5 separate regions of the Homo sapiens genome follow, and all the other regions are linked to region 1. The links are chromatin loops, found by intact Hi-C in ENCODE. Cell type or tissue: heart left ventricle. All regions are shown on one strand. Links, peaks and the distances in the headings refer to the core of each region. The heading gives the core; the rest is flanking DNA. Region 1 holds the start of PTPRT (protein tyrosine phosphatase receptor type T). Region 2 overlaps PTPRT (protein tyrosine phosphatase receptor type T). Region 3 overlaps PTPRT (protein tyrosine phosphatase receptor type T). Region 4 overlaps LOC101927182 (a long non-coding RNA gene). Region 5 overlaps PTPRT (protein tyrosine phosphatase receptor type T).

What was found. Hi-C counts contacts between places; a loop is a spot of excess contacts. Peaks named below come from ENCODE experiments on the same cell type or tissue, not always from the same donor. Only the 100,000 strongest peaks of a DNase experiment are listed, where the experiment ranks them.
Region 2: it touches region 1 in a loop (4-fold over the local background); 25 of 110 quality-filtered maps call a loop at or near these places.
Region 3: a loop joins it to region 1, with 7 times the contacts of the local background. A loop is called at or near these places in 25 of 110 quality-filtered maps.
Region 4: a loop joins it to region 1, with 7 times the contacts of the local background. A loop is called at or near these places in 28 of 110 quality-filtered maps.
Region 5: a loop joins it to region 1, with 2.9 times the contacts of the local background. A loop is called at or near these places in 8 of 110 quality-filtered maps.

What each region holds. Positions count from the first base shown.
Region 1 is chr20:43,185,003-43,190,990 of GRCh38, reverse strand. PTPRT (protein tyrosine phosphatase receptor type T) reads left to right here and starts at 1,085. Exons shown (of 31, transcript NM_007050.6): 1 at 1,085-1,345. The coding sequence starts at 1,258. It overlaps PTPRT-DT (PTPRT divergent transcript), which reads right to left and starts at 926. Exons shown (of 3, transcript NR_186414.1): 1 at 741-926. In heart left ventricle, for the core only: a CTCF peak has its summit at 3,050 (motif pointing right); a DNase peak (open chromatin) is centred at 3,040; H3K4me3 peaks cover 1,618 bases; H3K27me3 peaks cover 4,349 bases.
Region 2 is chr20:42,188,734-42,194,721 of GRCh38, reverse strand. The region is part of intron 16 of PTPRT (protein tyrosine phosphatase receptor type T); the gene reads left to right. Among named protein-coding and RNA genes, the nearest start is that of CHD6, 570 kb to the right of the region's middle. In heart left ventricle, for the core only: a CTCF peak has its summit at 3,013 (motif pointing left); no DNase peak of the experiment used is centred there.
Region 3 is chr20:42,200,801-42,206,788 of GRCh38, reverse strand. The region is part of intron 15 of PTPRT (protein tyrosine phosphatase receptor type T); the gene reads left to right. Among named protein-coding and RNA genes, the nearest start is that of CHD6, 590 kb to the right of the region's middle. RefSeq lists an enhancer at 217-849. In heart left ventricle, for the core only: CTCF peaks have their summits at 2,143 and 2,346 (motif pointing left); no DNase peak of the experiment used is centred there.
Region 4 is chr20:41,953,734-41,959,721 of GRCh38, reverse strand. The region is part of intron 1 of LOC101927182 (a long non-coding RNA gene); the gene reads right to left. Among named protein-coding and RNA genes, the nearest start is that of CHD6, 340 kb to the right of the region's middle. In heart left ventricle, for the core only: a CTCF peak has its summit at 3,237; no DNase peak of the experiment used is centred there.
Region 5 is chr20:42,528,495-42,534,482 of GRCh38, reverse strand. The region is part of intron 7 of PTPRT (protein tyrosine phosphatase receptor type T); the gene reads left to right. Among named protein-coding and RNA genes, the nearest start is that of PTPRT-AS1, 440 kb to the left of the region's middle. In heart left ventricle, for the core only: a CTCF peak has its summit at 3,436 (motif pointing right); no DNase peak of the experiment used is centred there.

The DNA of each region.
Region 1 (5,988 bases), core at 617-5,616:
TGTGCTGACACAGAAGAAGGAGGGCTTTGGCCAGGTAGCAAAGTGTTCACAAAGTGTGAATCCCTTAAGCATTTCTGGGTATCCCTGCCCCTGGCTTTTACATCTCAGACCCCCAGCCAAGACTCAGGTACCAGCTGCCTCCCAGGACAGCAGAGAGCCAGGCTGTGGGCCGTGGGCTGCCAGGGACAGCTCCAACCCTGATCTATGGTTTTAGGCTTTCAGCCCCAACCAGGTCTTTGTTAAGACCGAGAAGAAAAGGGAAAAAGCTACAAGGTTCTGTCTCCCTAGAAAAGGAAAGGGAAGGCTGCCAGGGAAAAATTGTAGGGGGTGGGGGGATGCCTCATGCCCCTTCTGCGCCCCCTTCCGCGTGGTGGTGGGGACAAGAGAGAGATGTGGGTGAAGAAGAAGGTGGGGTGGGCGGCTAATTGAGGGGGACGACGATTGTGGCGCGGTCAGCGATGCGCCCAGAAGAGTGTGAGTGGGTTGTGTGTGTGTGCGCGCGCGCGCTCTTAGATGAAATTCTCATCTCAGGGTGTGCCCGAGACCCTGGCCAGCAGCCGCCTGCCCCAGCTTTGGGCAGACGCCCCCACCCGCTTTCGCAATTCACCTGGCCCCTTATCTTGAGTTGCGAGGGCTGCTCCCTCCCTCCCTCTTCTCGCCACCGAACCCCCATTCACCTGTTCCCCACCCCGAGTTCAAACGGCTGCTGCAGCTTCCTCCTCCCCGCACCGCCCCCGTACCTGCGCCCCCACAGGGCAGACGATGCTTGGCTGCGCGGCGCGGCGCGGGGCGAAGAGGCGAGGACCCTGCCCGGCGTGTGGGTGCGGGGGTGATGTGTGGACGCGCGTGACTGTGCCAGCGGCCCGAGCTGGTCGGCCCCGGAGAGGGTGCGCGGGGGAGCCCGCGTGTGCCAGCCGCGGGCGTGTGCCAGGCGCGGGCGTGCGCGTGAGGGTGTGTGCACGGCCGAGGCGGAGCGCCCGGGCGGGCGGCGGCGGCGGCGGCGGCGGCAACGGCGGCGGCGTTAGGACTCGGGGGACACCGCCCCCCGCCCCCCGCGTCCCGCCCCCGCCCAGCCTCCCGCCTCAGTTCGCGCCGCGCCTCGGCTTGGAACGCAGGAGCGCCGGCTCCGGGAGCCCGAGCGGAGCCAGCCGCGCGCACAGCCAGCGGCCGCGCCGGCGATGCGGGGCCACCCCGCGCCCGCCCCAGTCCCGGCCCCGGCCCCCGCGGGAAGGGGCTGAGCTGCCCGCCGCCGCCCGGATGGCGAGCCTCGCCGCGCTCGCCCTCAGCCTGCTCCTGAGGCTGCAGCTGCCGCCACTGCCCGGCGCCCGGGCTCAGAGCGCCGCAGGTGAGTGCGCCCGCCCGGCTCCCCTGGGCTCCCCGCTCCCTCCTGGATGCGCGCGGGCCCCCAGCCGCGGGGCCCTCGGAGGAGAAAGTTGTGTGGGCTCGCGGGGGCGCGGGTCCCCATGGCCGGAACCCGGGTCTCAGCTTGCAGGCGCGGGAAGCAGTGTCCCCGCGCGCCCCGGCCAGCGAGCCCGGCCCCTCGCGTCCCTCGGCAGCCCGCGTTTGGCGAAGTTCCCCGCTTCAGTTTCCTGCCGGCCCCCCGGGCTGGAGTAACTTTCCGCGGTTGTTGCGAATATTTCCACTTGCTGCCTCCCACTTGTCGGAATCTGCCACTTGAGTGTTTGGGGCGGCGAGACGAGGAGCGGCACCGACGCCCGGGGTGGAGCGTTCTCTCCCGGGCAGCTCCTCGGGCAGCGCGCGCTTTTAGTGGGGAGGACAGGTCCCCAGCAGGCCGAGGCTGCCGGGGCGGCGGCTTTTCTTTTTTCCTCGGAGATACAGGAAGCTCTCCATTTGCTCTGAACACGCTGCTCCCCTAAGCAGGCCGCTGTAGGCACCCGAGGGGATGTTTGCGTTGATGACCGAGAGCAATACCTCCGCCCTACCCGCTGGCTTTTCTCCGAGGTAGCTGGGCGCCCGTGTTAAGGCCCTTGGAGGGGAGTGGATTTGACCCGTGAGCGCGTCCGCTCCTGAAAAGTTCGGGGAACTCATATTTGGGTTTGGCCACGGGAAGGCGGTGAGCAGAGGTAGTTCCCCAGAGTAGGGGGAGCGGGGGCGGGGGGGTGGTGCCTGCCGTGCTCCTAAAGGCACGTTGGCGGGTGCTGGAGGGCACCACAGTCCAGGGTCTTACACATCACCAAGCCCCACCGCAGGCAGCTTCCACCCCCGAGCCCCCCCCCCCCCAAGAGTAGCGGCGGAGGGAAGAGAAGGGAGTGCTGCAGGTGTACTTCCAAGTTCAAAATCACCTTAAAGTTTCTTAGCACCGATTGCTTTTGGTGTAACCACGCCGGCCTGAGGTGGCTGGGATTGCGGGGACAGGCTGAGATCAGCCCGTGGGACGCAGGAACAGGCTGGTTTCGGATCGCTAAGCAACAGCTGTGCCCATTTATTATTTCACCGAAAGAAGGAAAGGAAGAAAGAAAGAGCAAAAGAACGAACCTGTGGGGAGGTACAGCGTCTTTGCACAAGCTGCGTCTGAGGTTAAGGGCCGCTGGAAGGACATTCCGTTGGAAATGCTTTAGAGCCTTCCTTGCTTGGTACTAAAATGGAAGCGGAATAGGCGACTTCTGTGAAGGGACAGCCTGTTTCCCTGGCTGGGAAGTTGGGTGACGAAGACACTCCTTTTGAGGTGTGTGAAGCTGAAAGGTTGGATTAGCAAGTGAGAGAAGAGGGACAGCTACAGCACCATTCTAAAGATGGTGCACAATTCTTGTTTTCCTCATTTTGGGGGGTGTGTTAGGTGTGCTAGGGGAGGGAGGGGTACTAGGGAGGATGCCCGGGGCAGTCCTGGGGATCCAGGCATGATTCGTGACTCAGATTTTATATCCTCTAAGGCATGACCGGCCAACCACACATTAATACCACTCACGTTCCCGCGGCAGAAACAGGATCAAAAATATTCCATCACGGGTCTCGAATCGTTCTTGGGTAGCAAGCGGTAAAACCCGTACCGGCTCGGGAAGCTGTCCAGTGCTGAACGCCGCCCGTTCCGGATGCTCCCGCCAGGTGGCGCTCGCCCACAACTATTAAAATGCAAATCTGGTTGCTTTCATATCAGGAATAGAACTTCTTTTCAATTTTTAAATGAGTAATGTGTTTATTCAGCAGCCTTTTGTTAAAACATTTAGAGAAGTGTGAGGAGCGAGCACCTTTTCTTTGTTTGCTCTTTAGAATGCAGGAGAAAGAAAAGAAATCCTGGAATATGGTTTGGGAAGAAATCTGTGGTTCTTTTGGGTCTACCTGGGCAGGGTGGTTTCTGCAAACCTGCGATATAGCATATATTTAGCAAGTGGGTGCCTTTGTGCCAGGGGCTCCTTAAACGAATGGGATTAGCTTGTATTGGAGAACTGGTGCATTCTAAGCCTCACACATTTGTAGAAATGGGGATTTTCTGTATATATCTGTCCTCTCCTTTCCAGTTTAACGGCAACTAGACCATCTAAATTAGATTTTTTTTCCCCAGGGTTCCTCATGAACATCTGTATTTGTCAAAACAAGAATACTGTAAATGTTGACTTAAAAATGGACTTATCTTATTTTATTCCTAAATTCAGAAATTGTTAGTATTTCAAATCTAGTATAAATATGACAATAACTTGATTTCCTTTAAAGTATTTTATTTAAAACTTTTGGCAAGTTTGGACAAATACATTTTAAAACTAAGTAGTGTGTTTTCCATGTTCTTTTGATCTGAAAATTCCCAATCTTGAAAGCAATTTCAATTTATAAGGTTACATCCATAACATAGTTGGGCTAATATGTTTTGCTGTAACATGTTGGTCTCAGTGTCCAAAAGTCGGGGCGGAAGCTTGTCATCAAAAGGCAATTTCCTTTTTCCTTACTCTAAGACATATTTCTTGAGCCACGACGGTTTTTGGAAGGAATGATAGTAAAAATCAAACAAACAAAAAACCTTTAGAAACAGCCTCTTAACAATGTGGCAAAACATGATTTGGGATGGGGGAAGAGAGAGACAGTTAAATGAATAAGGGGATAATGAATTCATTTACTAGTGGGTTTCAGAATCCACATATTGAGAGCAAAAATGTATCTTATAGGGGACTGACTTGCAATTGCAATTGTTAGCAATGTAGTCATTTAACTCAATAATCACCGTTGGATACCTCTGGGGAACTGTTAGCAGTACAGTCGAATTTTACTTTCTGTCATGGATTGCTTGATTTGTTTCCTAATAAAAGAACAATTAATGTGCAAACGTGGCTTAAATTCTGTTCCAGCAACAATCGCAAACACATAGTAAAAGCAGACCATATTCTTGGGTTACAACCGACTCTCTTTCTACTCAACTTAATTTCTTCTTGCTTGTACTCAGCACAGCTCTTGAAGGTGTCAGGCTGCCAGCTGAGATGGTATTCCATGTAGTCGTATAGCTGTCACCTTTCACAGCCACGATCAGAGGACATGACAGCATCACTCTTTCAAGCACAGGATACTCCCCTGACTCCGTGACAGTGTGTTGCTGTGGAAACAAGAGCAATGCTGTGTAGGCGGTGGTCCTTGATAAATATTTACTGATGATGGTGAAGAGATGGTAGAGTCTCACGGCAGCTATAATGGGGGGGCGAGGGTGGGCGCAGGGGAATTTAACTCAGGAGGCAGCCTGGTTTGGAGAAAAGAGTATGAGCTTTGGCATCTGAAGTCCTCAGTTTAAATCCCGCCTCTGCTTCTTTCTACCTATGCCGGCTTGGGCAAGTCATTTACCTTCTCAGCTCCCCAGCTTCTCATTTGTAAAGTGAGGATAATTATAGCTGTCTCGCTGGACTTTGTGGTAACCAAATAAGATGCAATATGCAGAGTGAATGGAAGAGTGCCTGGTACATAATAGGCACTTTGTCCCAAGAGGAGCCTTGTCTGTTACTGACCTCAGCACAGGTGTATGTGCACAGGCCAAGGCGGGTGGGGCATCAGTCTTATGCTAAATAGTGAACTGGCCATGAGATGGCTGGGTTTGGTGATGATTTTTAGTTTCCTTTTTTTTTTTTGAGATCAGTCTTACTCTGTTGCCCAGGCTGGAGTGCAGTGGTGCAGTCTTGGCTCACCGCAACCTCTGCCTCCTGGGTTCAAGCAATTCTCCTGCCTCCGCCTCCCAAGTAGCTGGGATTATGAGTGTGTGCCACCATACCTGACTAATTTTTGTATTTTTATAGAGACGGGGTTTCACCATGTTGGCCAGCTGGTCTTGAACTCCTGACCTCAGGTGATGTGCCTACCTCGGCCTCCCAAAGTGCTGGGATTGCAGGTGTGAGCCACCATGCCCACCCAGTTTTCCTCCTTTTCCTCTTTTCAGGGGCTTGATTCCCTGCAACTGCTTTTACAAAGAGATTGCCAATGAAATTTGCCAACAGATGACACTAGTAAATCTGGCCATTCAAGGGTTTAAATAGGGAATGTTGACTTTTAGGCATATTTTACTCTCTGACTTAGAAGTGTTGATAAACCACAAATGGCTACATATTGCGTCAGGACACAACATTTGGATGCATTCTGTTTCCCTTCCTACACTCTCCCGTGTGCAGCCTTCCTTGCTTTTCGGCTCTGTCCTCTGCTCTTCCCTAACCTGGAGATCAACTGCACAGCACTCTGGGGCTGTGGGGGAAAAAGATACTTTGTGCACTTGATAAACAAGCAAAGAATAAGAAAACAAACAAGGGCCATGGCATTCCAATAAATAAATTAAAAAGCTCTGAGATTATTGAGAACAAACCATGTCGGACAAGTATAATAGCATTTGCAAACACCTTACAGAATTGGGTCCAGGAGGCAATACCACATAGATATTAGAAAGCAGTTAGCGTGTCTCATGAAATCTTACAGAATGGATTCAGATTAGTATGGAGAGGAAGAAAGCCACATATTTTCAATGGGTTAACAAAAATCAGATACAGCCACAGGGACAGGGGTTCATCAATA
Region 2 (5,988 bases), core at 596-5,595, 1.0 Mb after region 1:
GTTTTCCATTTAGAGAAATGCTAGCTTTTATTAAGTAATCTGATTTTGATCTTACTGCCCTGTGTACTTGTTATTTTTCTCTGCGATCTTTTGCTCACTGGGATCATTTTCTGGGTCTTTCTTCTGGTGCTTAAATCTTCTTCTTTATCTCTTTTGTTCACATGTCATCTTCTTGTTCATTTTCAGTCCAAACAAAAATGCTTCAAAATAAATTCCTTTTGAATTCCTGTGATATGGGGACTTGGTAGTCTGCTCTTCCCATAATGGCATTTGACAGATTAACTTGCCTACTGGGTACCATGAGTTAACTCCGTCCTGATTTTTATGCTTTCCCTCTATTGAATTATTCCATGTCTGGAAGGTAAAGGCAGTCCTTCTCTAAGGGTCATCAGACAGACACTGGGCCATCTAGCTCTCTGCTAAGTGTCACCTTGGAGCTGGGATTTAATGGACTTTTTCTCAGTACATGCCTACCCCTGTGCTGTAAGCCATGTGGCACGGTCTGGGGAGAGAGGTAGTTTCAAAGATGAATAAAATGAGGTATTATATCACAAATAATACATGGTTCTACTTGTAAGCCTTTCATAGTTTACGAAGTCTTTCTGCAAAACGCTCCACTGCAGCAATAGTTCCTTATTCCTGTAGGAATAAGGTAGCTAGTAGGTTTTTAATTATTCCCATTCTACAGATGAGGAAACTGAGGTTCAGAGAGCTTTCATGGCCCAAATCATACATATATTGCAGAGTCGTAATGAGAATACATCTCTCCTGATTTCAGTTAGAGTCTATCCATCTCATTCTGCAAAGAATTTGGGGATATATCCAATAAAAGAACCTACAATTTAAAAAATAGTGAGAAAAATAATCAGTATCAGGAAAATGTGAAGGTCAGGACCAGGATATATTGAAATATAACTATATTACATTAAAATGTAATCTAAAATATGCGCTCTGATAATTTTAAATTCCACTTTGGCTCTGGGATTTCTAGTAGAAAATGCCCAAAGAAGAAGATAACTTTTATTGGGCACCTACTATGTGCTAAAACTTATGCTTTATATAAATTCCACTCTGAAGCTCCCAAGGAACCCTATCATTAGATATTATTCCTATTTTGTGAATGAGAAAATTGAGCTTCAGAGAACTGAAGTAAATAAGCCCAAAGTCACACAATGAAGAAAGAGTAGGGATAGAATTAGAAGCAAATAAGGCTCTCTGACTCCTAAATCAGTGTTCCTTCTCCTCTACTGTGGATGGTAGCCCAACATTCACCAGTCTCACAGAGGAAGGTCACTGACAGCCGGGAGAAAGGGAGAACTTCACTTCCTTACTGATAGGTCAGCTGGCTTTTCTACCATGTGGGCAGAAGCTGCTGCCACAGCTGTTTTCTGAACAGAGGCCTGGGGCCAGGTACTGGCATGGAGCCTAGCAGATTCCCACAAGGTGCCAGGTACTATGATAAGCATGCTCAAATATGGAGTCTTAGTCATTCTCTCAGTAACCCTGTATAGTCCATATGATTATTATCGAATTCATTTTGCAGTTGAGGAAACTGATGCTCTCAGATATTAAAAGATCTTCTTGAAGTCATATGACAAATAGATAATGGGCCCTGGACCCCAGAGCAGATATTCTACTTTCAAAACCAAGCAACTTTGTCTTTCCTTTGACCTTTAGCGGTCTCTCTACCATGAAGGCGAGTGAAGGAGAGACAGGAAATCAAGGTGAAATAGACTTTCTGGCTGGGAGAACAGTGCTTCTTACTGGTTCCTCTATTCCCTGAAACTCCTGCCTCAGGAAGGCAGCTGCCAAGTGGATGTACGCACAGACAGGTTCTGCCGGAATCATCCTACTAGGACCCTCTTAGGAAAGTGGGACTGCAGACCAGTAGTCCCATCCTTACGCATCCCAAAGCTAGACCAATCCCTGGGTAGTTATAGAGAGAGAGGAGCAAAGAATGGCCCCTGCCTAACAGAGAGCTTGCAGCCTGGCAGTGGAGACAAATGGTTCAAGAAAGAGAACCTTTGTTACAGGACTTTGTGCAATGGAAGCCTACACGAAGAGCCACAGGACCCTTTCCCTGACTTTGTACCTCCCAACATGACCAAAATATACCAGGCAGCCAGCACACAGTCACCTTAAGAGGTATTTTCTGCCAAAGAGGAGGGTGGACCCTGAAACCTGATATTCTTCCTGTTCTTTACCACACAGACCTCATAAAAGGGTTTCTTTGTGGGCAGTTCAGAGAATGTTCAGGCTTGGTACTCCCTTGGGATGGTTCAGTAGAGATGAGGCAGGCAGAAGGAAGTACCAGGCAAAATTTTAGCCAGATTATTTTAGGAACATGTTATATAACTAAAGCAATTCAAATAGGGAAGACGGATCATGGCTTTTAAAACAATAGAGGCTGGCTGGGGTGGTGGTAAACTCTTTGTAAAGATTCCTTAACCCTTTCAGGAAAATGGCCAGCTGGCTGGGAAATGGGTCTCTGGGAAAACTGGCCTGACCCTGATCTTCTCTGGCAAAAACTCTTGACTTGATGGTGTGTGATGTCAAGGATTGCTACATTTGCTTGGGACTCTCTCTGGGTCAGTCATTTTGCTAGGTGCTGTTCACATATTGTCTCTGATCCTCAAAACAATGCAACCAGTTAGGAATCATTATCTTGATTTCATAAATGGCATAATTGATGACCCCAAGCTAAGAGCTGTATTAAACACTGCATCCTAAATCCCCCACCCCTCATTGTTGTTGATCAGTACATAATGACAGTTGCCCAACTCTCTGGCCCATCAGATACTCATTGAGTACTTGTTTGAATATATGAATGAATGAATGATGGAGCTGGAATTCACACTCAGATCTAGTTCCAAGCCCAGACCTGGTTCCATCTTTTCTCATAATGTATTCTCTCTTCAATTAAGCCAAAATCTGTCCTCTGTAACTTCATTCATTCCTGCTTTTGTACACAACCATGTATTAGTCAGCAACCACGTGCTGGCCTTTGTCTGCCCTCTGGTGTCACACAGGGTAATGGAATCAGTGCTTCTCTTCCTGCAGCACCCACACCCTCCCCAGCTATTTGACTGCAGCTACCTCTGTGCCCAGGTCCTTCCCTCAGGCTAAACAGTCACTGCATCAGCCATCAGCCCTCCTCGGAATAAATTTCTGTTTTTCAGTCTGCTCAAAATCTCTTTTGACCCTTCTGTCTCCATTTGGTCCATGCCCACGGAATGTGTGGTTTCCAAGACAACCATGACCCTCTACATTGGGCTGAGTCACTGGGAGTTCAGAGAGCTACCATCACCCTCACTCTGATCCTAAACCTGGGTTTAAAATATATCACTCATGTTTTAATTAACCTCTAAATATTCATCACGTGACTGCCTAATGTAGAAATCATGGCTTCCAGCTAGGGCTGCCTCAGTCAGCCCAGATGAAGATGACTTTTGGGGCCCAAATCAAAGATTTTACATTTTGTCTGTTCTGTTTCTTGTTAGGTTTGACCCTGCTTGCCAAGCCTACAGGGCTATTTTTTTTTTTTTTATTTCTGGTTGTGTCAGCCAATCACTTAATCCTCCTAGTCTGGGGCCTTGAAATGTAGGAATTACTACATTGTTAATATTTATGATCCTAGTTATTATATACAGAGCATTAATTATATGCCCATTTACGTGCTGAGTGTTTTATATTGTATAAGCATTCTTATCTCATTGGTATGGTGGGAAAATTAAGTAAGTGTTATGATTATACCTGATAATTTAAAGGTGAGGAAACAGGCTTTAAAATAGTAAGGAATTTGCCTAAGGCTTTGTAGCTTTAAATGGCAGAGCTGGAACTCAAACCTAGGTCAGCCTGACACCCCGAGGCCCTTAGTCCAAGACTACTCCTCCATGCTGCCTTCTGTAGATGTTATTATTCCCATTTCATAGACAAGGAAACTTAAGGCCACAGACACTGAGTCATCTGCTCAAAGCAGTGGTTCTTGAAGCATGATCTCCAGAACAGCAGCATCAGCATCTCCTGGGAACTTGTTACAAGCAAATTCTCAGGCCCTACCTCAGACCTACTGAACCCAAAACTCTAGGGTTAGGGCCAAGCAATCAGTTTTTAACAAGCCTTCCAGGTGATTCAGAGAATCACTAGCTCAAAGTAATGCCCAGGACTGTCAGACTCAAGCCCTTCTTCTTTATTTGCAAAGCTGTCTTTCATGATAGTAGAATTATGGCCTCTCTGGGAGAGGAAGGCTCTAGCTCACCTCCCTGGGTAGATGAACTAAGAGGTTATTGCCATAGGAGTACTGGACCTGAAGGGTGCTAAAGCCCATTAATAGTTATGAGGGTCCCCGAATCTGGGAATCTCAACCGTATCTTTGATTTTGTCTCCTTTTGTCTGAACAGTGAACAATCTAAGAGTCAGGATGGAAGGAGTGGAAATTTACAAGGAAAAGCAATGATGAGTCACACACTGAAATCGAGAGCTCAACAGAGCATTGTGAAAAAGAACTCAAAGATGCAAAAATCCTGTTTGCAGGAACAATTATATTTTCAGGTTGCTCCAAGATTAAATTGAATCTGGGAGAAGAATTGAATGTTACAAGCTTGCCCCCTCCAGTTTTATTGAATATCTTACAGGAATTATTGAATATTTTGCAATCATCCACTTAGCTGACAGATTAAAGGACACACTTATTAAGTTCCTGGCAACCCAAAGTTGAATGGAATTGTTTATTCCTTAGCAGTTACAAAATGGAAATTTAGGCAGCCTTGAGAAAGTTGACCAATTTTCCATCACAAACACTAAGGAGTTAAATTAAGACAAGTTTTAGAGAAGAATATTAGACTCAAAAAAGATATAATAGTTATACATAATCAAACTAAAACTAAAAATTACCTTAGATGTTATTGATCCAAACTTCTCATCTTAAAAATGAACATTTGAGTTGCAGAGAGTTTTCCCAAGATCACTCAATGAGTCACAAGTAGAACCAGCTAGAATTGGGCCCGTGGCCTTTAATTAGGGACACGACCGTTCTAGTTTTGTCCCACGGTACCCTTCAAAGGAATGAAGTACAGTCAACAATGGTTTGTCTTCTATGTAATATTTTCTGTAGACTCCTAATCTGATTTCTGCATAAATAGAACCTTCTCAAATTGAATTATACTTTTCATCTCCTGGTTATGGGAGTAGCTGAGGTGTTCCTTTAAATATTCAATGAATGCCGACTCTATGCCAAGCATTTTAGGGATTGTAAAGATAAATAAGACATGGTCTCTGCCTCCAATGATATTACTGTCCTCTAAGAGGAGAGTTGTAAGTGGATTAGTTTCAATAAATGTGATAAATGATAGAGAAAAGGTGTGTATAGTGTCCCAGAAACACTGATCAGACACCCAGCAAGTGATTAATTCTGGCTAAGTGATTTGGAAAATACGATGTAAGGAGATGGATTTTGATTTGAAAATAGTGCAAGAGAACAGATTGACCCAGGTGGAAGGGGCAAAAGCTTGGAAATATGAGGTGTGAGGTCTGGTGGACTCAGAGAAGTGGGTTTGAAGTCCAAGATACTCTGTGTCAAGAATGTATGGCCAGAGACGAAGCTGGAATGGTAGCTGGAGCCTCCTTGGAAAGGACTTCACATTTGTGTCCCATTTAAATTCACTTTCCAGGAAGGGTAACCTGCTTGGGAATTGGAGTGATCCCAGTGTCAGCTGTCCTTGTGTGATTTTGGAACCCAGCTTCATATGCTCTTTGAGTTGTATAGATCCAGCTTTCTATTGTAGATAAGCAGAGTGCATTTTATCAGTTACAGACCTTCACTGTCATTGTCAGCTGGCCCAAGCATTCCTCAATACACTTTCAAAGAGACCTCAGTAAAGTTACAAGGCTGAAGTTGCTTTTTGACAATTTATCCTAGGCCACTACATCTTGAGAAGAAAATAGAATTGTTCTCTACACCTCACAGGTGGTCTTGAATTATAACAGAGC
Region 3 (5,988 bases), core at 428-5,427, 980 kb after region 1:
GTGGGCTCCGCCCAGTTCACCCAGTTCGAGCTTCCGGGCTGCTTTGTTTATCTAAGCAAGCCTGGGCAATGGCGGGTGCCCCTCCCCCAGCCTCGCTGCCACCTTGCAGTTTGATCTCAGACTGCTGTGCTAGCAATCAGCGAGACTCCGTGGGCGTAGGACCCTCCAAGCCAGGTGTGGGATATAATCTCGTGGTTCGCCGTTTTTTAAGCCCGTCGGAAATGCGCAGTATTCGGGTGGGAGTGACCCGATTTTCCAGGTGCCGTCCGTCACCCCTTTCTTTGACTCGGAAAGGGAACTCCCTGACCCCTTGCGCTTCCCAAGTGAGGCAATGCCTCGCCCTGCTTCGGCTCGCGCATGGTGCGCGCACCCACTGACCTGCGCCCACTGTCTGGCACTCCCTAGTGAGATGAACCCGGTACCTCAGATGGAAATGCAGAAATCACCGTCTTCTGCGTCGCTCACGCTGGGAGCTGTAGACCAGAGCTGTTCCTATTCGGCCATCTTGGCTCCTCCCCCTGCTACACTATTGATTCTTATGTGATGTAGCTCAGCCTTTGCCTCAATTACAGTAATTCTGAGTCAGTGGGGGCATAGATGAATAAAGTTTTGCTGCATTTGTAAGACACTGGAATCATGTGTACCACAGACTGAATTTGCCCTTCTAATCTGGAAGGGCAAATCCCTAGAAGAAGCATGGAGGAATGTGGAGCAGGTGTCCACATTCCTGAACTGGCAGGCAGAAAGCAGGGCTTGCATCCTACATGCTGTGCATCTTAGCTAAGGGACTACTCTGTCCAGGCCTCAGTGTCTTGTCTATGAAATGAGAAGATGCTATAGTTCCCTTACAGTTGCGATGTGTAACTTTAAGCTGAGATCTAGTCATGCCAGCAGAGCATCCTGGATTCAAAGAGGACAGTGCCAGCTTTTAGTAGAAGCAGGGCCTCACTTGTGAATTTTTTTTTTGGTCCACTTCCTATGGCTGAGATCTCTGACTCCAGGATTTCAATCTTCATGGTTTCCAGGAAAGTTTATCTGGAGATTGCAATGGAGGATGGCCCAGAGGAGGAGCCCTATGGGGAAGAGGAAGAGTGCCTGATCAGTGTCTCCCCAGGAGAGTGGGCATGGCTCCCACATTCAGGGAAAAACTCTAGGTGGAACCCTGTAGACTCCTGCCCCCACCAGTTGGCTGGATGGTCCTGTTCCTAGCCCAGAAGAGAGTCAAGGGTTTTGCAGAGTCCAAATCCTGGGATCCTCCACCACCTCTTTTCTAAGTGGTTTCCCAGTCTCTACTTGAACTTCTCCAATAGCAGGGAGCTGAGTACTTGCAAAAGCCAAACAGGGCAGGATTCCTGTCTTGTTTTTCATATCATCATCTCCTTCCTTCTAACAGCCACAGATTCAACGTACTTGCTCATTAACTATTTGTCCAACAAATTAATGAGCAAAGAGGAGGGAACTTCTAACTTTGGGAAGGAGGCAAAGACTTCTAAGAGTAGGGGACATTTGAGTTGGGCCTTAAAAGGTGAAGAGAAGGTTGCTAAACCAGAAAAATTGGGGAGGGGAATTCAGGCGTTAGGTGCTTCCAAAAGAGACCTAAGCAGTTCTACTTTGCTAGAAATTCCTTCGTTGTGCCATGTTGGTGTGCTGCACCCATTAACTCGTCATTTAACATTAGGTATATCTCCTAATGCTATCCCTCCCCCCTCCCCCCACCCCACCACAGACCAACATGGCACATGTATACATATGTAACAAACCTGCACGTTGTGCACATGTACCCTAAAACTAAAAGTATAATAAAAAAAAAAAAAGAAATTCCTTCGTTGTATCAAGCCAACCTGGTCCTCATTCTGCCCCTGGGACCATAGAGACCCAACCATCAGATGCATGAAGAGAACGTTACTTTGTATTCCCTCTCCGTGAGAAATGTCCCTGGATGTTTCACGCACTCCTCCTCTCGTAGCATGATTTCCACACTTTTAACAGCCCTTCATTCCTCTCCCGTGAGCCATTCTACCTGCCAGTATCCCTTGTAAAGAGTGGCACTCAGAACAAATCACAGGACTCATGGTCCATCCTGGGCCCATCCCCTGCCACCTACCCCTCCCTCAGCTAACAAGCGAAGGTCAGAGAGAGCTCAAAGTGATCCGTTAGAAGGAAAATGCCAAGAGCTATGGCCGCGTCACCTCGTCCTCACCTGTCAGAAGCAGTAAACTTTGGATTGCTGTGTCTTAAAACAGTCTTCAGCTTTGGAAATGTTCCTGCAAAGGAATAAACAGACTTATGCATACTCTCTTTTTATCAGCTTTTGGTACCCCCTGCTGGCGAAATTGTGTGACCCAGTTGGCAAAAATCTCAAAGCAACTACAGAAAAAAATCCTCAGTTCAGAAAGTCATAAGTACTTGAGTTTTGAAGGCTCTGAGAATTCCATGAATTATATGATCATCCCATGAGTCATATGACTATTGCATGAGATTTTTTTTTTCTTCTTCAACATGCTATAGCTGCAGCTATTTTGTGGGCTCTGCGGGGGAAATCTCTGACTCCCATGAATATTTTGTTAATTCTGCAAACATTCCAAGAAGGAAATGCTAAGTTACCGCCCAAAATATTTCTAGTTACGAATATTCCAGGTCACCAGCTAATTTTATGCAGGCGTTTCCTTCTCTTTCTTTGCACGTATCTACTTTTAAAGTGGTTGTAATTTGTGTTCAGAGTAAGAGGACTATCTTTTCTAGACTCCAAATTGCAGACTTTTAAGTATAAATTCGTGCAACAAGTTTATTGAGCCATGTGCCAGACACTCAGCAAGAAATTGGAGTAGGTGCAAAGAGTCAAAAGCCCTTTCCCAAGAAGTTCTTGTCGTAGTAGGTGAAAGAGTTGAATCACTGCAATTTGACTCAACAAGTACGTAGCTAACATGGCACCAAAACCCTCCCTGATCTGCTGCCAGGGTTCAAACCAGGTTCTAGCTCTTACATAGCAACAGGTATTTCTTCTTGGTGTTCATCGTCTTTGTGATTTTTGTCTCTGTATTTATCTGTTTAATGCCCGTCTTTGCCATTAGTCTTCATGTTCCATGTGGATTAAGGTCAAGAAGACATGATCTTCTAGTATTTAGCAGAGACTTATACATGTACATGTTCAATGGATGAGTCAAGCAAGAGGAGAAAATTATAATTCTATGTAGAAGAGCAGGGAGAAGCCTCAGAGGAGATGTGACACTTACATTGAGCCTTGGAGGACAAAGAGGAGGTGACCAGTGGAGAAGAAGAGGGACACATCAAGGAATATGGAGTATTGAGAAATAGTGTGGTGGGAGGAGGTAGTTGATGTTTTCTGAAAGGGGAGGATAAGGTTATGTGCAGAGAATAAGACTGAGTTGAAGCCCAGTCCTTAGTTTAAGGGTCTTGTTTGCCCTATTCACAGATTTGGGTTTCTCTTTCGTTGAGAGAGAAAAATAATGAGGTAGTAAATTAAATTATTTGGCTATGGAGATGAATGTCAATTTTTCTGTGTTACTGAGAGGTCTTTTTAACACTTAAATTCAGAATTCTGAAAGAATAGATATAGATCCCCAAACTGTGGTTTTGTGTTTTATTTCCTTCCACAAATACCCCCTCCATTTCCACCTTGTAGCTGTCTTTGCCAATTGCCATAACATCTATCCATACATTAAAATGATTATATAACATTATTATCACCATGAAAATACAGAGTCAGCCATCAGCTTTAAATACTAAGGATGTAATATATCTGATATTTTTACAATTCAGTTAGCTTTCCAATTTTTAAATATGTGTTTTGGGGATGCTTAGTTTTTCTTTTTTTAATACAGGTGTTCAGAGCTACCCAAACATTTCTATAAAGTACCATTTTTCATAAAAGCAGCAAGGCTTTCATTATTATTATGATTCCTTTGAAAACCAATGATCTGTGCCTAAGACAACCCTTTCCATATTACTTTACCCTGAATGGAATGAGATTGGTTGAGAGTTCTGCCCCTAAGGAAATATCAAAGCCTCCGAAACATACTCATTTATAGTTTTAAGTTAACTCTCTTATCAGATTTCCTTTTATTTCCTGCTGGGGCAATGTGAGCAGAGCTCAGATAGAAGCAAAGAATCTGCTATATTTCTTTTCAAATTTATGATTAAGAAGGTCACATATACATTTTTAAACACACTCCTTTTTGATAATAAATGAAGAATAAAATTTCAAAATGTCATCAGAAGCAGAATTGCTCATTTTTCTTTCGTTGGCATTCCCCCGCCCCTGTCTAATTGTCTGACCAATCCAATGCTTCATTTCTTGTTGTATATCTGCCTGGAATCATTTTACTGGTAGAACAGTGTGCCTGTGGCCAAAGCATTATAATGAAAAGATGCATTCCTCTTCCTGAGTGCCTTTCTTTCCCCGAGCCAACTTAAAAAAATTAGTGAATAAAGAATTCCATTTTAGGCTACATGTTTCTCCAAATTATGGCCAAAACGAGACGTATAAAGAAACTTTCTCGGCTGGGCACGGTGGCTCCCACCTGTAATCCTAGCACTTTGGGAGGCCAATGCAGGCGGATTGCCTGAGCTCAGGAGTTCAAGACCACCCTGGGCAATATGGTAAAACGCTGTCTCTACTAAATTACAAAAACTTAGCTGGATGCGGTGGCAGACACCTGTAGTCCCAGCTACTCTGGAGGCTGAGGCATGAGAATTACTTGAGCCTGGGAGGCAGAGGCTGCAGTGAGCTGAAATCGCACCACTGCACTCCAGTGTAGGCAACAGAATAAGACACTGTCCACACATACATACACACACACACACACACACACACACACGCAACTTTTCTCTTCTTGGTTGGGATTCCTGGATCCAGTTCCCCTTTCCACCTTTCTCTACTGTGCTCTCTGCTTCCAGAGTGCATTCTGTATGAAGTCTGTCAAAAAGATCACTTGCCACTTCTGACTTGTTGGGTTCAGCTAGTGAGAACTGCCACAGGCGACCAGAGGAAGGGCATAAGGTGTAGTCAGGGCATTTTTTTTTTTTTTTTTTTTTTTTGCCTCTGGTTCTCTCCCTGTCAGGTTGTCTATGACTGGCTGGGCCTTTCAAGAGAAAGCCGCTGCTTCTGTTCAGGGTACCTCCTTTTCACAGCTCTCTTCTTTGGGGCTCTGGTTACTGCTTCCTCTATTTGTTCCTCTGGTCCCATAGGTAATAAACAGCTCTCCTACTGAGGCACTAGTATATTATGGGTCTCTATACATTTGTCACCTTTATCAGCAGACCTTTTATAAATAAACCTTCCTCAAATTGTCCTCATTTGAGTATGCCCTCTGTCATTCTTCTGTGAAGTCTACACCTAGAGCATGAGATTCATGTTTCAAGGAGGATGCTATCAAACTGGAATTTGTCCTATGTGAACTCCTCTAAAACACTTCTAAGCTGAGGTTTGGGTCTTTCTTTTCTTTTCTGTTTTTTGTTTGTTTGTTTGTTTGATGGGGTCTCACTCTGTCACCCAGACTGGAGTGCAGAGGCGTGATCTCGGCTCACTGCAGCCTCCACCTCTTGGGCTCTCAAGTGATCTTCCCACCTCAGCCTGCTGAGTAGCACAGGTGTGCACCACCACACCTGGCTAATTTTTGTAGAGATGGGGTTTCACCATGTTGCCCAAGCTGGTCTCAATTCCTGGGCTCAAGTGATCTGCCCAGCTCAGCCTCCCAGCGTGCTGGGATTACAGGCATGAGCCACTGTTCCCAGCCTAAGTTGAGGTTTATCCTTTCCTTTTATACTTCCTCTGGCAGGGAGATTGTTACCTCTTGAAACTATCTGTTTCATGATCAGTGGGGCTCAACCTTGGAAAATTATTCCCTGTATTGCACTGGATTTGACCTCTCTGGGACAGCCCTTTTTGTGTGTTGAGACAGGACAGGAATGACCAAAATTGAATTTGAAGCCTACTGTTGTGAAGGATGGAGTAAGAGACTTGGAGAA
Region 4 (5,988 bases), core at 319-5,318, 1.2 Mb after region 1:
AACCATGGGCATGGAAATGCTAGGAGACCGTGAATGCAATGAGCAAACAGTGACCAAGCTGATATGTTCCAGCATGGACCACTCCAGGAGTTCATGCATTCATTCAGCAAATATGTATCAATCCCCTACACTGTACCAGCTATTTTAGGCAACTGGTATATAGCCATGAACAAAACCAACTGGATTCTCGCCCTCATGGAACTTATATTCTAGCAATGGGAGATGCATATAATCAAATAAACTAGTAAGTGTATGACTCCAGGTAAAGACAAGTACTATACAAATACATAAAGTAGGTTATGAGGAAAGAGATTGATGAGGAGGGAGAGTAAAGGTAGAAGATGCCAGACTTCCTCCTTCTCCTCCCTGACTTAGCTTCTCCTCCAGGGAAGGGGACCATAATATTGCAATATATAGGCTGCACACCAAGACACTGATTGGGTCTAACCCTCTAATGGAGGAGTTACCTTACTTTAATATGGGTATTTTTTCCTCTCTTTTCTCTCTTCTATCCAAGCAGCAGGAATAGCAAGTGACTCAAGGCACAGTCTCCCAGAGCAACACTCAACTAGCCTTGCCTCCTCTCTCTTCCATTTGTGTGTCTTGGGCAACAAGGTGCTCTGCTAGGCAGGGCTTAATTGGTCAGAACTTGTCATGTCTGCCAGTCTACTGGTCTCTTCTGCCTCTTTCCTGCATGCAACCCTCATGCAAAGAGATGTAAGGCTTAGTTTTGGGCATAAAACAAGATGGGTGGAGACTAAAAAACGATTGCCAATAAGGACAGCAGTGATGACCTACTTCAATGTAATTTAACTAGTTTAGGGAAAGGGATATTCTACACGGTTCAACCCAGTTCACCAACCATTCCTTGCTTTAGGTTTGGGGACCCAAGCCTAGTCAATAATAACATGGCTGTCTTAGTCCATTTTGCATTGCTACAAAGGAATATCTGAGACTGGTTAATTTGTTAAGAAAAAAGGTTTATTCGGTTCATGATTCTGCTGGCTGAAAGACTGGGCATCTTGTGAAAGCCTCAGGCTGCTTCTACTCATGATGGAAGGTGAAGAGGAGCAGGTATGTGCAGAGATCACATGACAAGAGAGGAAGCAAGAGAGAGAAAGAGGAAGTGTCAGGCTCTTTTAAACAGCCAGCTCTCACAGGAACTAATAGAGCAAGAATTCACTCACTACCACCCACCACCCAAAGAGGAAATTAATCTATTCATGAGGGGTGTGCCCCCCATGGCTCAAACACCTCCTACTAGGCCCTACCTCCAACACTGGGGATAGAATTTCAACATGAGATTTGGAGGAACAAACATCCAAACTGTAGCAATGGCAATTCTGTGCCACTCACCTTGTACATCTGTCAGCTACTGTTGCCTAACAACCAACCAAAAATCTCAGTAGAGTATAAGAATAAGCATTTATTCTGCTCATGTTCCTGTGGGCTGGGGATTCTGCCGATCTTGGCTGGGCCTAGGTGGGCATGAATGAGCAGCTCTAGGCTGAAGGTCTGGAGCAGTCTGCTCCATTGTCTTCAAGGTCTGTCATCTTCCTCAGACCAGCTGCCTAGCCAAGGCATGTCCTTTTCATGATGAAGGCAGAAGGACAAGAGGGCAAGCAAAAACACCGAAGACACCTTACAGCCTTAGGCTTAAACTGGCACATGGTTGCTTCTGCCCACACTCCTTTGTGCAAAAACAATTCACACAGCTAAGTTCCAACTCAAAGGGCAGGGACCTGCATCTACCTTTAATGGAACAATTGCAAAGGTGCCTGGCAAAATAAATGGAAACATGAAGGGGTGAAGAAATAAGAACAGCCATTCCTCATGCAGACACCTCTCTTGGAAACATCCTAAGGAGTAGAGGCATGGTCCAGGGATAAAGAAACCTTTCCCTGGGCACCCACCTCAGATTTGAGGTCACCTTTGACTAAGGTTTGCCAATAAGGAAGCAGTGACTCTTTATTAATAATTTTTAAAAGCCAACATTCGCTGTGTACTTACTGTCTGCTAGACCTCATTCTAGATGTTTTACATGAATAAATCCATCTTAATCCTCATATAAACCATTTGATATGGATTCAATGACTGTCTTTATTTTGGAGATGAATAAACTGAGGCACAAGAAGATGAAATAAATTGCTTAAATTCACAAAGCTAGTAGGCACTGGAGCCAGGATGGGAACCCAGGCAATCAGGCTCCAGCACATACTCCCCTAACTACACAAAATAAGGCCTTTGCCATAGAGGATGTGGCCTGATCACACACGTTCCTAGTCTGTTCTGTGCCCCTTCCACAAGCTCAGTGGATGCTCATGAATGGAAGAAGCTTTAGTCATTGGGAGGGAAAGGGGTAGGCCTAGGGATGGCACCCAGCTTGACATACGAAAGGTGCTGGTTAATAGGGGCAGGAGCTCAGACCAGGGTAGCTAAGCTAGGGCCAGGGAAGCAGGGGGAAGACATAGAAAAAGCCTTATCAGAGACTCTGGAAGGAAATGATGCTGCTAAGAGAAAGGCTGGATGGACTCCAGTAGCTAGAAAGAGGCCTTGGAACTAAAAGATGACTTGATATTGAGACTTTACACAGCTCATCTTAGCATCATTTGTCTCTCCAAATGGGCAGGACCTGGAGTTCTTTGTCCAAGCCACACTAAGAGTGAGGGCACGGGGGCAGAAGAAGACATGGGGGAAAGCAGGTGCCCTGAGGCCTCATCTCAGGCAGCCCAAGGATTTGAGTGGTAAATTTAAAGAGAGAGAGACAGGGAGTCCCCTGAGGCACATTGCTGGCTCATATTCAACTTGTCACTCACTTCAGTTACTCTCCTTATTTTCTGTTATGATAAACAGTGATAACAGCTTATTCGGTGAGCATTTTGTGAGACAAGCCATTTTCAGACACAGGGATTGCATTTGACACACATGACAACTCACATGGAAAGCAACTCATTTCAAGTGTGTTACTGGGGCTCAGAGAGGTTTAAATGGCTTGTCTAGGACTATGCAATTAATTAGAATTAGAATCAGCTTCTTCATCTTCTTACTTTTGCACCATCCCCACATCTTTCCTTATAAGGAAGGAAAGCGGAATTAATCAGGCTTTGGTCTCTTAAGAGAAGGTAGTAGTTTAAGTCTGTATCAATCATTCACACTTTAGTATGATGTATTTCCAGTCCAGTCTAGAGTAGAATGCCTGGATGCAGTAGAAAGGTGCAACAACGGCTCCACCAAGGGGTGGAAAGGAAGCAATGCAGTGAACATCAAAACTCCGCAATTCCACCCAGTCTCAATTTCTCCCTCCTTTGGGACTCAGTTGTTGGAACGAAACTCACAGAAGTCCAGGACAAGGAAAAAGGTGTAGGATGAAGACATTTAACAAGTAATATTAATTATTGAGACCTGTCCAGGTGCAGGGTGTTGTGCTGAGAACCTAGGAGAAGGCAATGAAGCTCACCTTCTAGGATAAAGAGAGAGGCAATAAATAAGTACTCAAAGAATGTGACACAGTGATAGATGCTATAAAGACAATGACATGTCATAATATGATAGAGAGTTTTGAGAGTTACAGGGTGGGGTTACAGGTTTGGGAGTCAGGTAAGACCTCCTAACAACATGCCATTGGTGTGAGACTTGAATAAAAAGGTGTTAAGCTTGTCCATATCTAGTTGATTGGAAGAACAATGTCAACACTCAGTGTAAAAAATTATAATGGCAACAGCAATAATGACAGTAGAGTAATAGCAGTAATTACTAACACTTATGTAGCTCCTATTTATGTGATGGTAGGATTCTAAGTAATTTACATATAGCATATCATTTTATTTTCACTACAATCCTGTGAGGTAGGTATTATATTATCACAATCCCCATTTTACAGATGAAGGAACTGAGGAACAGAGATTAAGAGATTTGTCTGAGAACAGATAAGAACCAGAAGGAAAGAAAATTGCTGGGTAGTCAGCGATTAGGTCCCAGGGTCCCAACACTAGCTCCCAAGAGGCAAGAAGGCCAAAGAGCGAACGGCTGAAATTGGGGGTAACTGGCAGCATTTTCCAGACTCTGTGCAGGACCTTAACTTCCATCCTAGACTCAATGCCAGGAATCTAAATGGGCTGTAGCAAAAGAATGATGATGTCACTGAATGAGAGGGTTTAGCACCCAGCTCTTCAGAGATTTCCCAGTCAGGAACCAGCAGAGGGGAGAGTGTGAGGCCAGTGCCACACCACTCGCTACTGGTCTCACCTTGGCTATAAATAACATAGTTAAGGTGAAAAAAAACACATGGCAGAGGGGCTTTATTGCTAAACTCACTTTCTTGTCTGCTCACCCCATAAGAGGGATGCAATGGTCTGAACCCAAACTCAGACACTGCGAAACACAGTGTGTCAGGAAATCAAATGGTTCATGTCAAAAGATCCAGGCTGAAGGTCTCACCTAATCACAAACAAAAAGGGTTGTTTGCTCTCTTAAAGACTACATATTTCTCTTCCTGATCTCAGCTAAGGATACCATCAGCCAAGCCAGAGCCCACCACCCCTGATCCCCGATCCTTTAGTCTCTCTTCATTGTGGTTCTGGTCATTAATAGAGCACTTGCCACCTTATGGCATTACAGGAGTTAAATACATACTGGAGGGAAAGGAAGGTAAGCAGGGAGGAGAGGAACAGAGAGGTCCAGGCTGAAGGGGAGGAAGAAGGGAGAAAGAAAGACATTGCAAAGCCTGCTCCTAAAAATCTCATAGCTGATGGGGCAAATGGGCACACAGACATGTTGGGGTGATGGCATCCCAACATGGCACATGGTATAGAAAAGATCTGACCAAAATTTGTTGGCAGCCCAGAGCCAGCAATAACCTCCACTGGAAAGGACAGAGAAGTCCGTTGAGCTGGGTCATCAAGGGCCAGTAGGAGTTTTCCAGAGAGAGAAAGGAGAGAAAGGACAGAACAACACAAAGAAAACAACATATGCAAATCCACAGACATGTAGAAGGGCCCATCACATGCAGGGAGATAAGGCTGGGATGGCCATCAAGGCTACAGATTTCAATGGCACCATGCTTTATTCTTCCTCTGAAGTTGAAATCTTAACACTGCTGATGGCAGCCCACATCCATCTGCTCCCCTCATCCAGATACCAGGTCCCACCATTTCTGCCCTATACCATTTTTTAGCTTTGTCTATAACTCTGATCCCTAATACCACCACTGTCACTGAGGGTCATCCATCCATGGCCTCTTTGCCAAGCCTTTATTATTACAACAGCCTAGTCTCCCTGCCTCCTGGTTCTCCTTACTCCAACCTATTCATTCTCAATGACCCCCTGTTTCTAAGCCATTTTCAGAGTCTATCTAGCTAATAGTGACCCAAGGAGAATGACACTTGCTCTAGTAAGAACCCAGAGGGCATACCAAAACAGAAGTTAGAAATAAAGTTGACTTGCAAAGACCAGAGAAGTGCAAAGCAGGACATAGCTAGACTAGTGATAAAGGCAGGGCTCATGCATTCATTCAACAATATTTAGACTACTGACTCTGAGCCAGTCTCCTTGCTGTGGGCACGGCACAAGAAGGCACACAACAGAAACCCAGTTTCTGTCATTCCTACCCACATGCAACTTGAGGAGAAAGCTATCAATCAAATAATTGTGAAAATAAATCTAAAATTACACATTGTGATAAGCACTATGAAGAAAACTTAAAGGGAATTCTGTGTGCTTACAACGGTGATGAAGGCAGTTATGGAAGACTTCCAAGGATGGGACATTTAAGCTGAGATTTGACGGGTGAGTTAACTACATAAGGAGTGAGGAGAAGCCATTTCATTTATTAGTTAAGAGAGCTAGCCTAGGAGTGATATGACCTGGGTTTGAATTATGTCTCCACCAATGGTTAATTTTGGGCTAATTATTTCACACTCACGTGCCTTGGTTGCATTGTCTGCAAAATGGAGACACTAACTGTACTTACCTTAAGAGATTTCTTATAAA
Region 5 (5,988 bases), core at 326-5,325, 660 kb after region 1:
TTTTGGTATTTTTAGTAGAGACGGGGTTTCACCATGTTAGCCAGGATGATCTCGATCTCTTGACCTCATGATCCACCCGCCTCGGCCTCCCAAAGTGCTGGGATTACAGGCATGAGCCACCATGCCCAGCCTAGTTTTGTATCTTGATGTCTTTGTCATGCAAGATGCTGTCCTTGTGGAAATCCACACACACTGTCTGCTGGTATCTGTTTGCCAAGGATTCAAAAGCGTTCTCACTGTTGGACACTGGTTTGGTGAAAGCTCCCAATGAAGGCAATGTCAGGCTCAAATGCCGGATATTTCAAGTGAACACAGCCTGTCTGATTTCTTTCCCTCACCCTCACTGGTCTACAGGAAGAAAATGCAGACACCTGTCTGCTCATCTTTTGTTTTCCAAGTGGGTCTGGCTCACCTTCTCCCGACCTGCCTCCCTGGCCAGGTGACCTGTCTTCCTTCAGTGTTCACATGGATCTCTATGGAAACTGTCCATCTGGACAGAGAGAGGGCAGCTGCAGAGAAGAAGCATTCCAGAGTGGTAGCGTGTATGAGAATGGCAGGAGAGGAAGCCTGCTTACTGGACACCTCAATGCCACACTTTATGCACCCTTCACCCCCATTCCCTTGCACAACAACCATTGACCCAATTTACAGAAGTAGGGACTGAGGCTGAGGGAGGGCATGTGCCTGCCCATATGGAAGCAGTGAAGCTGCGATGACAGCAAATGCGTTTATAGAATTGACTGTTAGCCAGACCTCAAGGCATCTTGTATTTATTAAGGCATTTAATTCTCACTGTCACCCTTTGAGGTAGGTACTATTGTAATCATCCCTATTTTAGAGATGAGGAAACTGAGGCACCTAGAGGTTACTTGCCCAAAGTTACATAGCTAGTAATGGCAGAGCTAAAACACCAACTTGAGTTTTTTCTCTTAATTGTGGTGCTCACCTGTTTACCAGATAAGTGCAAACCCAAAGCGAGAACACACTGCCCATTGTGTGCCATCCCCCACCTACTCCTGGTTTCCAGGTAATTGATTGACTGAAAGACATCATGGTTCCTTGTCAGCTCCATCTGTGGTCTTCAGAAAGAAGATCAAGATTCCTGAGAGAGACGGCTCACTGCCGGGCTGGGAAGGACCAGAGTTGAGACCCGGCGGCACACCCGCATTTGATTACCCAGTCCTGCAAAGGAACACTGAGCTTGTGGAACAGTCCAGTCCAAATGCCTCTGCTTGATTTTCTAGAATCAAATTAGGCTGGTGAATAGGCCAGTAGCGATTTCATCAATTTCTCAGCCTTTGGCCTCCTGCAATGCTGCCCGCTGTTTACTAAGCAAATGGGCTTCCAGAACCAGTCCCGCTTTAGTAATGCAGCAGGGCAACCTGGCGGAGGGAAGATTACAGGTATTAGAGGCCATTTAGGATCATTTAGAATCGAGCTGTTTTCCGAGCAGGCAATTAATCCAGTTGCATTAAAAGGCGCTGCTGGGGCTCCCATAACTCTCCCTGCATTAAGAGTGGGGATTTGAGAGGCTCTGCTAAACGACTTGCATAACTAGCTCTGGGGCTCAGTGGGGCATCTTTATTGGGGGTGTAGACTGTGGGCCTCTCCCTCGTGAGCTGTAGGTCTGCTTTGGGAAGAAAATGTCTGTATTGAAAGGACTGGGTTTATACCTGGAGCCCATGACTGGTCAAGCCTAAGCACCTCCCAGGGTCGTGGGAGAGATGTTGGGGGAATGGTTTCAGGTCTAAGGATATGGTTGTGACACAAAGAAGCAAATGCACTTCCTCAGGGCCTCTTTAGTTATTTAAGGTGGAACTGCCAAGGTGGAAGTACTACACAAGACCAGGAATTTGAGACTAACCTGGGCAACACAGCAAGACACTATCTTTACCAAAACATTTTCTTTAAAAGTTAACAAGTCATGGTGGTGCACACCTGTGGCCCCAGCTACTTGGGAGGCTTAGGCAGGAGGATTGCTTGAGCCCAGGAGGTCAAGACTGCAGTGAACTATGATCATGCCACTGCACTCCAGCCTGGGTAATGGATTTGAGACCCTGTCTCAAAAAAAGATGGAACTGGCCATAGCTGGATATAGCCCTTTTATAGAAGGATGTGAATGGATTGCTGGAGGACTTCTAGAATCATGCCATGCACTGACATCCCACTTTGTGCTAAGCACTTGTGCATTCCTTATATCAGCCTCACAAACAGCCCTATGGGGTGGGGACTTCAGAGATGGAAGCTGAGGCTCAAAGAACCTAATGAACTTGGGACTTGAACCCATGGACCCATGGCAGCTGACCTTGTGCCCTAAGCCACACACTTCTTCCAAGGGTCTGTATCCAGAAAGCTCTGTTGTTCTTCATCCCCAAGCACGAGAGAGACAAAGGGTCCCACAGCACTGCCTCCTCTCGTCCCCATAGCCTTGCCTATCCCCAGCCCAAGTTACGGCCACTGACTACACTACAGTGACATTGTTAGTTTAAGCATCTGTCTATCCCACCAGGCTCCCATGAGGGCACGCTCATCTTCCCAGCTCCAGCAGACAGACAATAGCACGGCTTCTCAAATAAAACATGCTTGGCTGAGTCCCTTCCCTTTTCTGTATATGTTTCCCTTGCAGTAAAATGAGAGGGCTGGCCTCCCTGCTGAGGTCTGCGGTTTCCTCTATCTCTCATGTGCTGTGAAGCTGCATCTGTAAGCCTGTGGAGGACAGCCAACATCTATCCAAAGTAGTGACTGTCTCTTTAGAGGGACAGGTACTTCCCGGAGCACTGGGAGTCCTTGCTCCTGTACTTGGTTGCTTGCACGTGGCGTTATTCTTCAGCATTTATCCATAGTCTGAATTCCACTGACAGCCACTTGTTCTCAAGGTTGGCTATACCCCAAAATGAAACTGTTGGAGGCTGCAGCCAAGGGCGCCTGGCAGCCAGGAGGCATTCAGTATGAATTTGCTAAATGAGTGCCTGAGAATGGCTGTTGACGATTTGATTAAGGCCTCGCCTAACCAGCACCAGTGAGTCGGGCATATCTGCCATCCCCAAGTAAAAATGATAATTAATAAGAAGGTAATCAATTTATAGAAACCTCCTTTCTTTCTCAATTTCTGGTGATGCCCTTTTGCCTGTTCATAACCCCTTTTAACTAAGTAGATTGCTCTTTGTCTACCCCATAGGTAAATTTTTAATTTTCTCTTATCTTTACTCTGTTCTTCTGAATAGAAAAGGAGATAGACTCATTGCAAAATAGTAACTCATTGCAAAACATTTCAGAACTTCACAGCCCATAATAAAAAAGAGTACCCCTGAAGAAAACCACCATTGGCACTTCAGTATATATTAACTCCGGAAATTTCAGGTTTTAAGTTGCCAACTTGACAGGATTACAAAGAAAGATAGCTTCCAAACCGCAGGTGGGTCACATCTCCATACCACCAACAGGTGGCAGTAGGAGTTACATTTGGAAATTTTAGTTCTAAGGATGATGTCGTTTGCTTCTCTGTTAAGCATTTCCTGTGTTTTGTATTGGGTTCAAGGTGTGGAACACTGTGCTGGGCACTGTGTCACAGGGAAGGTGCTGGGCCATGTTTCTCCGGAAACCACTGACATCCAATTTATCCCAGGTTCTAGTTGAAAAAGCAAATACTTGGCCACTATCCCACCCCACCAAGTCAGAAGTAGGGCTCCTGGATGCACAAGTACTGCAAAGCTGGATGCCTGAATCTCCCCGCTCTATTCCCTTTACCTTTTTCCTCAAGTGACAGCCTGGGGTGATGATGGTGGGACAAACCACCGGATCAGAAAGAAGCCTTGGTCCACAGGAGAAGCACATGCAAGTTCAAAAACATAAAGAAGAGAACAAGAAAACGTGGTACTCAGAGGTTGAATTTCCTTTTCCCACATGGATCTGATTAACTCTTCTTCCCATAAGCCTGATCCCAAAAGCCACTTCCTCTTCAAAGCCTTCCACGGTGTCTTCAGGCTAAGCTAACTGTTTTAGATTCAATGCTCACGCAGCAGTTTATACCTCCCCCAACACTTAACACATTATGTTGTGATTATCTGTGTCTGTCTCTGCCACCAGGATCCACACTCCTTATGGATAGGAGCCACATTGCATGGTGCCTGGCATGCAGCGGGCATGCAGTGACTGAGCAATGAATCGCTGGGTGACTTAGAGAGGGTTGGTAGGAGTGCTTGGTTGGACCCACTTTCTGTGAAAGAAGGTGATCTTTAAAGGCTGGGCTCCTTTCAGAGATATGCCTCAGGGCTTGCTACAGTGAACCACTTCTAATTTCTCAGTGAATCTGTGGAAACTACCTCATCGGCCTATGTACAAGCCTTCTCTTTTCTCAAGATAGATGAAATCAACTAATAGCTAGAAGCAAGGAGCAAGTCCACAGTCTTATAAACTCATCCAGGATCAACACAACCCAATGTAACAAAAAGCCTTGCTGTGCTCTTTCAGGTAAAGAAACGGCGAGACAAGAAAGCAGGGAGATGGTGGGAGAAGGCGATGAGTTAAATAAATCAATTTCCATTGGCTCAGGTAGTAATGTTTCAATAAAAAGGCAGTTGTATGCCCAAAGGACAAAACCATCAAGTCTTTTTTTTCTTTTTTTTTTTTTTTTTTCCTCTAACAAGTTGCACAGGAATAAGAGTTAGGTCTTTTGATATTTTAAAATTTACTTTGAGGCCAGGCGTAGTGGCTCACCCCTGTAATCCCAGCACTTTGGGAGACTGAGGACAGTGGATCACCTAAGGTCAGAAGTTCGAGACCAGCCTGGCCAACTGGAAAAACCTCATCTCTACTAAAAATACGAAAAATTAGCCGGGCATGGTGGCACATGCTTGTAGTCTCAGCTACTCGGGAGGCTGGGGCAGGAGAATCGCTTGAACCTGGGAGGTGGAAGTTGCCGTGAGCTGAGATCATGCCAGTGTACTCCAGCCGGGGCAGCAGAGTGAGACTCCATCTCCAAAAAAATAAAATAAAATTGACTTTGTGCAAGGCGCCTAGAGAGTGTTTTCAGACTTGATGATACCTGTTATCAGCAGTTGGCTCCTCCTTCTCCCATTCTTCCATCCATATCTGATGATCCAACAAGGTCATCCTTGTTTCACATGTGTCAAACCCGGCTCATTAGACAGTCGTGGTCTCACGGTGCCCTTCCCCGTACTATTCACTGGGACTTTTAAACCTCAGATACCTTTTATTACCTTTACCAAGCGGATTTTTAAACTAACATCTTTTTGAACTCAGAAATTATATTCCCTACACCATTTTTGAGGATCTTCGAAGTCCTATGCACCATGCGTGACATCTTATAGGTGAGGAAGCTGAATCAGGGTTATGTAGTGAAACTTGAGCACGTTAATTTAAAATTTAAAAGGTCGTTTCTGTTTCATATTGAGGTTTTAAAATTCTCCAACTTTTCACAAGAGCTAGTTCTCGCAGGAAGCATACAATGGTTCAAAAAGATACTTGTGACAAACTGATAGTTGACACGGTCATAGAGAGCGAGTTGTATGAACAAAAAGTCAGGACACAAAGTCTGACAGGTGAGATGCACTTTCTAGCAGCAAAGGCTTAATCTATTTTAAAAATGAAACTATCCCGGAAAAATCCAGGATATATGGCCACAGTCCTGGAATGTTTTGAGATAGAGATATCTAAGATTAAGCAAGCATAAAATGCAATTGATTTTATGTCTTAGTATTTATATTTCAGGGATTTAAGCTGTAACACTGTGAGGATTCAGATAATGAACCGTTTTTAGTAACTTTTTTCAGAGTTTGCCCTTAATTGTCGTAAGGACTACTTATAGCATTGGTTATCCTGAGGCTGACACTTGGAATTGTATGTAACATACACATGATTCATCAGAGACCCAGACCCAAGATATTCCAGGCAGGGCATCAGGAGTGGAAGGGGGACAAACATTTCCTTAACTTCAGAAAAGTAGGTTTGAAATTAAGAGCTTTGTCT